2 separate regions of the Homo sapiens genome follow, and region 2 is linked to region 1. A link is a loop called in an ENCODE intact Hi-C map of the cell type or tissue named here. Cell type or tissue: PC-3. All regions are shown on one strand. Links, peaks and the distances in the headings refer to the core of each region. The heading gives the core; the rest is flanking DNA. Region 1 overlaps HECW1 (HECT, C2 and WW domain containing E3 ubiquitin protein ligase 1). Region 2 overlaps HECW1 (HECT, C2 and WW domain containing E3 ubiquitin protein ligase 1).

Region 1 (5,384 bases), core at 311-5,310:
AGTTTTCCAGGGTAGTTTTAATATTACATCCATCATATTTTCAGTCCATGTGTCAAACCATGTGTCCAAAATTTGGGTTCGGAAATTTCTCAGTTGCCACAAATATTTTCCCAGTCAAGATGAAACACTTTCAAATGAAAGTAGTTAGAACTTTACATAACAAATGTGGTGCTTTATTATTATTATTATTATTATTTTTATTATTATTATTATTACGTACTTCAGTGTTCATTATTAAAACTACCGCAATACTATATCATAAAAATCTGGGATGGATGTTCCAGCCATCATAAGGTCCAAAAGAAAAGAGAAAGTGTTATTTTCCTGTTAGTGACATGTAGTCCCTTTGTTCTAGTAGGAAAAAAGGTGCCTAGAGGTAGTATATAGAGTAAATATTGTTCCTTTAGCCTACTTCCTGCAGCTTCCAATTTATCCAAGGAAATGTCTACAACAATTTTGTTCAAAAGTCTGTTCTAGTCAATAGCAGGAGAAGTCCACGTTATTGGGCTGATTTTGCTTACATCAGCAAGAGAAATGTCACGTGATACTCAGGCCGCGCTTTCTCTTCCATCACACCATCTTCAAGGAATGTCAATAAACTCACTTTGGTATGGCATTGTGTATGCTCCTTATTGCAAACGGAAGTCTAGGACAACACATAACAATCTGTATCCTGCCTTACTCTCTCGCTGGATGTAAGCAATAAAACAACACAGAAGGTTACCAGCTGCTCTGATTTTTTTAAAGTCCCAAAAAAGCATAATATGTGCTCACATATCCATGAATAGAGAGGAGAGCTTTTGTAACAAGTTCCTTGTGTATGGCTGTAAGAACCCTACACAAACCACACGGGCAGCATTTTTTTTAGTGCCCTTTATGTAAACCAGTTGTGCACTGGTTTATATAAATTCCTAGCTATGGAGATGCTTCTATGAAAGCTTCAGGCTACTGCCTAACACCCAGTGTCATCCCAGGACAACGGTCACCACTAGGCAAACATATTGTGTCCTATGGCTCGTATCACAAACTCCCAAGATGGAAACAGCATGATCTCCTTCCAAGCCTCTAAAAGACAAACCATGTGGCTCTTACTGGGTGGTTGGAAGCTGATTTATTCTTTAAAGAGAAAATATTCTATTATTAGAAAAAAGTGTGGGGAGGACTGGGAGAAGGAAAAACCTGACGGACTGATTTGGAGACAGAGAGTCATCTTGATATGGCATTTTTCTTTTATTATTATTATTATTATTATTATTATTATTATTATTATTATTATTATTTTGAGACAGAGCTTTGCTCTTGTTGGCCAGGCTGGAGTGCAATGGTGCAATCTTGGCTCACTGCAACCTCTGCCTCCCGGGTTCAAGCAATTCTCCTGCCTCAGCCTCCTGAGTAGCTGGGATTACAGGCATGCGCCACCACGCTCGGCTAATTTTGTATTTTTAGTAGAGACAGGTTTTCTCTATGTTGGTCAGGCTAGTCTCGAACTCCCGACCTTAGGTGATCCACCCACCTTGGCCTCCCAAAGTACTGGAATTACAGACATGAGCCACCATGCCCGGCCAATATTGCATTTTTCCACACGTGCTGGGCTGACTTCAGATTTATTCTAACTGAAAATCACTTTTCTTCTAAGTCATAAAGAGAAAATCTGGACTAGATCATCATTTATAGTGAGGCATAGATTATAGTATTCTGCTTTAATCTTACTCTGAAATCAAGATTGGACTTCAGGTCTCCTGATTTCTTTTTTATTTTTATTTATTTATTTATTTTGAGACTGAGTTTCACTGTTGTTGCCCAGGCCAGAGTGCAATGGCGTGATCTCGGCTCACTGCAGCCTCCACCTCCCGGTTTCAAGCAATTCTCCTGTCTCAGCCTCCCAAGTATCTGGAATTACAGGTGTGCACCACCATGCCCAGCTAATTTTTGTATTTTTAGTAGAAATGGGGTTTCACCATGTTGGTCAGGCTGGTCTCAAACTCCTGGCCTCGAGTGATCCACCTGCCTTGGCTTCCCAAAGTGCTGGGATTACAGGTTGAGACACCGCACTCGGCCAGGTCTCCTGATTTCTATGGCCATACTTTTCCAATTAATGTGCTGACAGCTCACTAATTATATACTGTAAAGGGAAAAGTGACACACATAGCTTGTACTCCAGACATGGTTTAGATGTGTTTATAGAGGATGGCTCTCTAACAGAATAAGTGAAGGGAGTTATGGAGGATCAGGCCAACCTTTATCAGTGCTGCAGGAATTACATATCACATTTATGGCTGGGAATAGGCTTAGACACTTTTGTCCAACAGGTTTACCTTGGAGATCTGAGAACAGAATAGTTGATGTCAAGGCCACTGAGTTTTACCTTGAAGGCTACCGCCTTATCACAAAATATCCTGTGGGGTCCTGGGCTCTGGACCTGGCATAACCATTCAAAAATGTGCCAGGAGCATGAGGTATGCAGAAGAGATGGAACCTGAAAGAGTACAACTGGATGCCAGGAATCCAAGGTCAGTGTGCAGTCACCAAAGAAGGATGTGGGCTGCTGGTTCCCACGGCCCCTCTGTGCAAGTTTGCTAGGGCTGCCAGAACAAAGAACCCCAAGTTGGGTGGCTTAAAGAAGGCTAGCAGTTTGCTATGAAGGTGTCGGGGGCTGGTTCCTTCTCAGGGTTGTGGGAAAGCATCTATTCCACCCCGCTCTCCTAGTTTCCAGTGGTTTTCTTGCAGTATTTGGCATTCCTTGGCTTGTAGATCTCTGCCTTCATCTTTGTATGACTGTGTGTGTGTGTGTGTGTGTGTGTGTGTGTGTGTGTGTGTCTACACTTTTCCTTTTTATGAGGACAACATCATATTGGATTAGGGCTAACGCTAATGACCTCACTTTAACTTGATTAGTTCTGTAAAGACCTTACCTCCAAATAAGGAAATAGAATCATATTTGAGGTACTGGGTGGAGTTAGAGCTCCAGTATATCTTCTTTGGAGGACATGATTCAATCTGTAACATCCTCCTTCCTGCCACCTTAAGAGCCTCCAGCAGTAATAGTAACAATCATAAATTCTGACATGCCTTTTATGTATCATCTTATGAAATAGCTACCTTTATATCCCTCTTTTAAGCTGAAAAAGAAAAAAAGTACAAAGAAGTGAACTAACTTGCCCAAAGACACACAGTTAGTAAACGACATAGCCAAGATTTGAGAACAAGGAGCCAGCTCCAGGGCCCAAGCACTCAACCACACACCACCTCATTCAAGTAACCACTTATTGAATACTTGTTACGTGTTGGGTCTTGTGCCAGACACAGGGGCCAGTGGCAGTCTTTGCCCTCAGGGAGCTCATGATCTAACAATATAATAATGCATTATTCTCCTCCAGTTGAGATTTGGCCCGATTCCAGTGTGAGTAGTCTCCCCAACCCAGCTCGCCAAACCTGGCTCCTGAGTACAATATGACGCCATTAAAAAATAATAAGCAACGTGCTACAGGAAAAGGCAACAGGAGCAATTGTCTCTGCTGGTGAGGAAGCATGGGCAGGAATGAACTCGGAGACAGAATTTGAGCATGTATAAAAATGGGAAAAATAATTTAAATGTATTATACCAGAAAGAGGGAAATATTTTTTTCTGAAACAGTAAACAAAGAAATGAGCAGAGGTGATTCAATCAGCCTAAGAACCTTCATATCTTTAAAAGCTGGGAGAATACAGCTACAAAGAGATTTCTTTTTAATGTCTGGAACTTCTGATTGAATTAGCATTAAAACTTATTCAGATTAGAATTAATTTGTTCAAATAATTGGGCAAGTTATATATGCCCAAGAACTTGTATTTCTTTCCATTTTATTCCAAAGAGTACATCCTATAGAGTTTTCTGTTTTTCTTACACAGTTGTTACATAATCCCTATTACTTTTTAAATGTAATAAAAATGGGGTCCTGGCTTTTATCCTGTCCAGAATTTTATATTCACTCATAAAAAGAGCTTCTTCCCTTTTTCCAACCTTATTCTTTCAGTAGGAAAAATTAAACGACAACGGGAAATAACTCTCTTCTAAGATTGTGGTGGATCACATAAAAGGGCCTCAATTCTTCAGCCCCCCTGAAGTCACATCCTTTACCCTGTAACTTTGCAGTCACCTCCATCTGTGGTTGGTCATTCTGAGTCATTCCCTGAACCACCCACCCAGCATAACACAAGCAGAGGCATGTAAAGTACTTGCACGGCTGAGCTTGACCTCTCTCTCTTGTTGCTGTGCTATCACCATGAGAGCAGGCCTGGAATAAGAGGAGAATGAGAGATGTCAGGGGCCAAACCGAGCCAGGCTAGATCAACCAACAGCCAGCTGACCACCAGGTACTTGAGCAAACCCAGCCAGGATCATTAGAGCCACCCGGCCAACCTCCAGCTGACCCCGGAGACATCAACACTAAAAGTGCATGGTTAAACACCAGTGATATTTTGTGATCACTGTACTTTTTTGTGGCAATAGATAATTGATTCAAAGACCATTCAGCATTCTTTCCTTTTTAGGATAACTTTTGAGAAGAAACACTGACCGTTTACCCTTAGGAGAGCATTCACTATGCATGGTAGCTACTCTTTAGTTTCAATTGACAATGGCCAAGTCTGGTGGCTCACAAATCCCAACTACTCAGGAGGCTAAGGCAGGAGGACTGCTTGAGGCTCGGAGCTTGAGACCAGCCTAGTCAACATAGTGAGACCTTGTCTCAAAAAAATAATAATTAATTAATTAATTAATAATGAGACTGCAGAGAAAAGAGAAATTGGCATGTTGGCATAACTTTTCTGAATATAATTTGATGATATGTATCAAGAGTTTTAAAATATCAAAGGCCAAGTTATGGTTCAAAATTGCATCTTACTGGTGGATCTGGAGGTGACTTCGTTCATTCAGGTCAGACACTAAACTGTTCTTAGATACTCTTTCCACCCCATCATCAGTAACACTCTATGTTTATCCTGGATTAGAACTCCTATGTAGACAGCAGGAACTAAAGGAAAATTATCCTGTATCGCATATTCCAAAAGATGAAGCCCCCATACACAAATTCTGTAGGGGAGGGTAGGAGAAAGAAGAACCCTAGTGGCAAAGCACTTATTTATTCAATTTATCAATAAATGTTTATTGAACATCAGCACTGTGCTGGGCATTGTTTTAGGCACTGGTGTTGCATCAGTAAACAAAACAAAGAATAAGTAAGTACATAATAGAGTATGTTGAGAGGTGGTAAGTGTGACGGGGAAAAAGGAGAGGAAAGGAAGAGAAAGGAAATGAAGAGGGTTGAAATAGAAGGGATTAGAAATATAAAAAGAATTTTTAGGGAAGGTGCTGACAAAAGATGATGTTTGGGCAAAATCTTAAG
Region 2 (5,384 bases), core at 267-5,266, 77 kb before region 1:
TTGGGCTAACTGGACTTCAGCTGGTTTCTGAAGTTTTTCAATCTGGCTCAGCTTTACCCGTGAGTGGGTGACCTCAGAAGTAGGCACCATTAATGAATTTCCTGTGAAGGCCAGGAATAGAAGTGAGCCTCTTTCTGTTTCAAAGCCTTATTCATTTCTGGGTGATGCCCTGACAGTTAGACACTTTCACTCAGGGCGAAACAACAAATGTTTCCTGAGTCCAGTGCACAGCCAAGCCTTCCCGAGCTCAGCCAGCAGATCTGGCTGTTTCCCCAGTTTCCCTCTGTAATTTATCACTTAGATAACCTTCAGCTGGTGGGTCTCTGAGAATCCTGTCTTTACAAGATCAATAATATTTTAAATACACGTTAAGGCAAACTGGCATGATTCCCTCCAAGAAAAAGAGACTTATAATTTCAATCCCAGAAAGCCTTTACATATTTATTTATTTATTTATTCATGGAGAAAAAAGAGAAGTATGAGGATTCAATACTGCATAGTTTATTGATCAGCAAACTTTTCTTTCATCTTTTGCTTTGTAAACATTTGAGACTGGAATGTGCTGCTGCAGAAATACCAGCTTCTAAACCCTGGTGTCTGGCTTTGCCAGCTGAGCAGAGCTGAGATCTAATGACATCAAAGTGAGAAGTCCACCAAAGTGGCACAAAATCTACTCCCTTGTCCTTCAAGTAGGCCATGGGCAATAAGAAGGACCAGGAGAGAAAACAGATGCATCTGCATCTCTACCCAACTTCCAGAAAAGCAGCAAAGACTACCACACACAGAGAGTGAACTGGTGGCCCCTGTCTGCATACAAAGGATGTTATCCTTGGGTGTGGAATATGGAAGTGGGAACCAAAGGAAAATCAGCAATGCCTGTGTTTGTCATTAGGGATCGTTAAGTAATTTGCCCTACATTACGATCTGCAATATCACACATGGCCTATTCTTAAGTGGCCGTTTGGAACTGACTTGTCTAGACTTTGTAGCACTGGTCCTCATCACCTTCCTGAATTCTGTGTGAGTGAGTTTTATGCTGGTCTCAGAGGGAGAAATGTCTTTCCTTTTTTTTAAATCTGGATGTTTGAACTCTTTCTAAGTGTCTTACAAAATTATCATCTGTTACATTAAATTAAACTTGGCTTGAGGATGCCTTCATACTTTTGAGTCATTACGTAATGGATTGCCACCTCACTTGGGACATGAATTAACTGAAAGCCTAATTTGGGAGTATACTTTGGCAACAAAGGGTTGAGTCTCAGCCAATCACAACAGCCAAGCTTCAGTCAGTTGCAGGTGGCTAACTGATCAGACCATGTTCAAATAAGGCAAACACTGAGCTGCTTCCGTACCATGCTCCCATTCCCCAACCGTAAATGCTGCCTGCCCATGGTTGCAGAATGGAGCTCTCTCCTCCCTTTCTGGTTCTGGTTCTGAGTGAGGACCACCCCATTCTCACACCATTCTTTGATCAATTAAACTCTGTAAGTTTACTTTGTCTAAAGTCTTTAACACTTCAAAATTCTTAACTATTTTAAAGCCTATTTTAGCATACTTTGACAAATATCATAGGATGAGTTACACTCTACATTAAATCCCATATATCTGGTGAATGTACTGCAATGTGGAAAATCTATAATGCCTCTATAGATTTTAACATCTTACTCTGCAAGGGTCTTAAAAAACAAAATGTATGTAGAATCACAGTGAGAATGTCCATTATCATGCTCTAGAACTGCATAGTTTATTGATCAGCAAAGTTTTCTTTCACCTTTTACAAAGGTGATTTTTTTTAATTTACAAAATTTAAAATTGAGCTAAGTTAGTTTTTTTGTTTTGTTTTGTTTTGTTTTTGAGATAGAGTCTTGCTGTGTCGCCCAGGCTGGAGTGCAATGGTGCAATCTCGGTTCACTGCAACCTATGCCTCCTGGGTTCAAGGGATTCTCGTGCCTCAGCCTTCCGAGTAGCTAGGATTACAGGCATGCGCCACCATGCCTGGCTTATTTTTAGATTTTTAGTGGAAATGGGGTTTCACCCTGGTGGCCAATCTCAAACTCCTATCCTCAAGTGATCCACCTGCCTCAGCCTCCCAAAGTGCTGGGATTACAGGTGTGAGCCACCGCACTGGCAAAATTGAGCTAATTTAGTTTAAAGTTAATCATCACAAGTATCAACTTTAGGCTAAGCAAGTTATTTATCTCTGAAGTTTTGTCAAAATGCCTAAGCTGAACCAAGATATTGGAAGCAGGCAGGCAGTGTGGAAGGAGTAAACAAGTGCTTTGCAGTCAAGTATTAGAATCCTGGTTATCCCCCTGTCTTACGGTTGTAAACCTGGGGAAACTTTACTTTTCCTGGATCCTCAGATTCCCTATTTGTAAATTTTGGTTAATAATGCTTATCTTGCAGAATTTGTTAGGATATATAAGATGCTATGTGAACAGAAGCCAGCACAGTGAATGCAATAACAGGCATTCAAGAAAGAATGAATGTAATCAATACTATTTAAACAAGAAGTCCATTATACATTTGGTACTAAAGTTCAATGCTACCTTGGAAAGTTATAGGCGTACCTTACCAATGATATTTATCTAGGATTTATCTCTCTTTAACAAATTTATGATGAGAAATGTTTCTTGGGCTATTCAGTGTATTAATTTGATTAATATTCATGACTTTGACATGATCACTTCTTTTTTTTTGAAACAGAGCCTTCCTCTGTTGCCCAGGCCAGAGTGATTTCGGCTCACAGCAACCCCTACCTCCCAGGTTCAAGTGATTCTTCTGCCTCAGCTTCCCAAGTAGGTGGGATGACAGGCATCTGCCACCACATCTGGCTAAGTTTTGTATTTTTAGTAGAGATGGGGTTTCACTATGTTGGCCAGGCTGGTCTCAAACTCCTGACCTTGTTATCAAGGTCTCAGCCTCCCCAAGTGCTAGGATTACAGGCGTGAGCCAGATGGCTTTCTTAACCATAGTATAGCACATCATCAACTCTACTTAGACACTTTTGTAAGCTTTCTTTTCCATCACTTTTTTACTTTTTCAACTTAGGTGACTTCAAAATCTTTTACCCCTTAGGTTGAAAAACTGGTATCAAGAGACATCTGAAATTGATACAAATTTCTAATGCTTATGCTTTTATTCTAAAATTAGGCCTCAGAAGTTTCTAGAAACAGAGGAGCCTCTTTACTGGCCAGGCCAGGACACAGCTTAGTAGCTGCTATTCGAAGCCAACATCAACATGAGTCATTGCCACTGGGTATGTATCATGCTTGTTTGAGCCCCTGGCTCAAAGAATAGCAACACCTAGACTTGATTTTTTGTTTGTTTTTCTGGTTTTTGTCATGAACCCTTTACTATTCAACATTCTGTCTTTCCTTTCTCCTCTTTTAGGATATAGTGCACACCCCGACCCCTGCTACCATCCACCCCTCTGTCCTTTTCCCCTCTCCCTTCCTCCTCACCTATCTGTTCCCCTCCCTGTCTTTTCTGTTCTTTCCCAAACTCTCAGGTCCTTTCTTCCTTATTCTATTCAGTGATTTGTTAATCCCGTGCACAAGAGCAAGGTTTAAATGAGGTGAATTTTACTGTTTTTAGACAGTTTTTAATGTATACCTCTCTTTCCATGTATGTATGGCATAAAGTTTGCAGTGTCCATTCCTAACTTCAGCCACCTCTTTCCAAAACATATGCCACTTGTATCGAGGAAAATGAAATGAGAGCATCTAAATGGTATTTCCATTATCACTACTGGGAAATCGACACATGGATTACTTTGCACTCATAAAGAATCTTTTCCATAACTACAGCAAAATGACCAAGAAAAGTTAGAAGGAAGAGAGGAGAACTCCTCTTATGGGAGAGCTATTTTGTTCTCCTTTACCTGTTCATGCAGAGATGCATTAATACCCAGTAAAGATCCTGAAACGTTAAGGACGATTAACAGAGATCTGGTTCACTTTTAGTTTGATCCCTTAAAAAATTATAATGTTATTATGTCATATTTTAAAAACTCTCAAGAGCTTGCATTTTTTTGATGAGTATGCTGCCTGCCCTTCAAACTCCTTCATTAATCCTGGTATCAAGCAGCCATTTTCCAATCATCAGAGTGATTATCTCTGGGCTGCAGACTCAACCACAACTGTGCTTTTGTCTGTTTCAGCATATAATGACAAGATTGTGGCATTTCTTCGCCAGCCAAACATTTTTGAAATGCTGCAAGAGCGTCAGCCAAGCTTAGCAAGAAACCACACACTCAGGTAAGCCTCGCCCCTCACTCCCTGGAACTCTAGGTCTTTCCAGCCATTTTTCCCGGTGGGAAAACACCTCTGTGGAGACAGAGCGGAAGCTTATTATACATTGTATTTGTGCATTTAAATGAGAACTTGAATCCTCAAGATGAAGGGTTCGGGGTTCCTGTATTCTGGGAAATGGCATAATCAGAGATGGTCATATTATCAGATTACATATCATTTATATGGTACTGAAATGATTTCCATTGATGTAGGGGGGGGAAGGACAGAAAGGAAACAAAATAGCTTCCATTAAAAAATTATTTATGTACAGCACTGTATAAATTACTTTTAGTTTTGAAATATAATTGTTGAACGGTAAACCAAATATTGAGCAGCCGTGTTCGAAAATAAAAAAGCAAACAAAAAGTTTCTTGTGTGTTCTAACTACTTACATCTTATGCTTCATTAGGGTCATTTTTGAACAAGTGCCCTGAAACTCTGAATCACATGTGGAAGGGATAGCGATCTGAAATGATAAAAAGAGAAAATATTCCCTGAACTTAAATCCTGCTTTCTCACCAAAATATTCAAACATCTTTTTCCTTCGGTTTACTCTCCAACGTTCCAAAATCTGGAGAGGCATGGGGGTTAAGAGTACATCTCTTTGACGTTTGAATTTTCACTCCAACAGGTAGGGACTATTGATGGAGGCGTGTTATTCAACTCTCTGCCCTTAGTCTCCCAAATGGGGGTCACAAAGTGGGCATGGTTGCAATACTTACTTGAGGATGTGTAAAGGTTAAGGCAGGGCAGGCTAGAATCCCATCAACGGCTGCATTTCATTATTCCCTGCCCATGTGGTGCAGTCTTGTGAATGGGGCTGATACCTGCAATACCATACTCCGACTTCCTCGGGGAATCACTGACAGCTTCAAGTAGTCTCTGCTTTTCAACCCTTGCCACTCCCGCCAGAATGGATCATTCACTATTCTTTCCCCTCCAACACCCCCTCATTGACACCTCTTTTCCCTGTATTTTCACTCTGTAAATTAGAGCCACTACCCTCCCAGCTGTCCCTGATCTCCTCTCCTCCCTCTTCTTCCACCTCCACACCTAAACATTCACCTCCTCATACTCTCTCCTCCATCC

The links. Peaks named below come from ENCODE experiments on the same cell type or tissue, not always from the same donor. Only the 100,000 strongest peaks of a DNase experiment are listed, where the experiment ranks them.
Region 2: it touches region 1 in a loop (2.1-fold over the local background); 4 of 110 quality-filtered maps call a loop at or near these places.

What each region holds. Positions count from the first base shown.
Region 1 is chr7:43,565,386-43,570,769 of GRCh38, forward strand. It overlaps HECW1 (HECT, C2 and WW domain containing E3 ubiquitin protein ligase 1), which reads left to right. Exons shown (of 30, transcript NM_015052.5): 30 at 1-616. Among named protein-coding and RNA genes, the nearest start is that of STK17A, 15 kb to the right of the region's middle. In PC-3, for the core only: no CTCF peak of the experiment used is centred there; DNase peaks (open chromatin) are centred at 3,056, 3,346 and 4,176; H3K27ac peaks cover 3,136 bases.
Region 2 is chr7:43,488,922-43,494,305 of GRCh38, forward strand. HECW1 (HECT, C2 and WW domain containing E3 ubiquitin protein ligase 1) reads left to right here. Exons shown (of 30, transcript NM_015052.5): 18 at 3,154-3,259; 19 at 4,163-4,259. Among named protein-coding and RNA genes, the nearest start is that of LUARIS, 31 kb to the right of the region's middle. In PC-3, for the core only: no CTCF peak of the experiment used is centred there; a DNase peak (open chromatin) is centred at 3,250.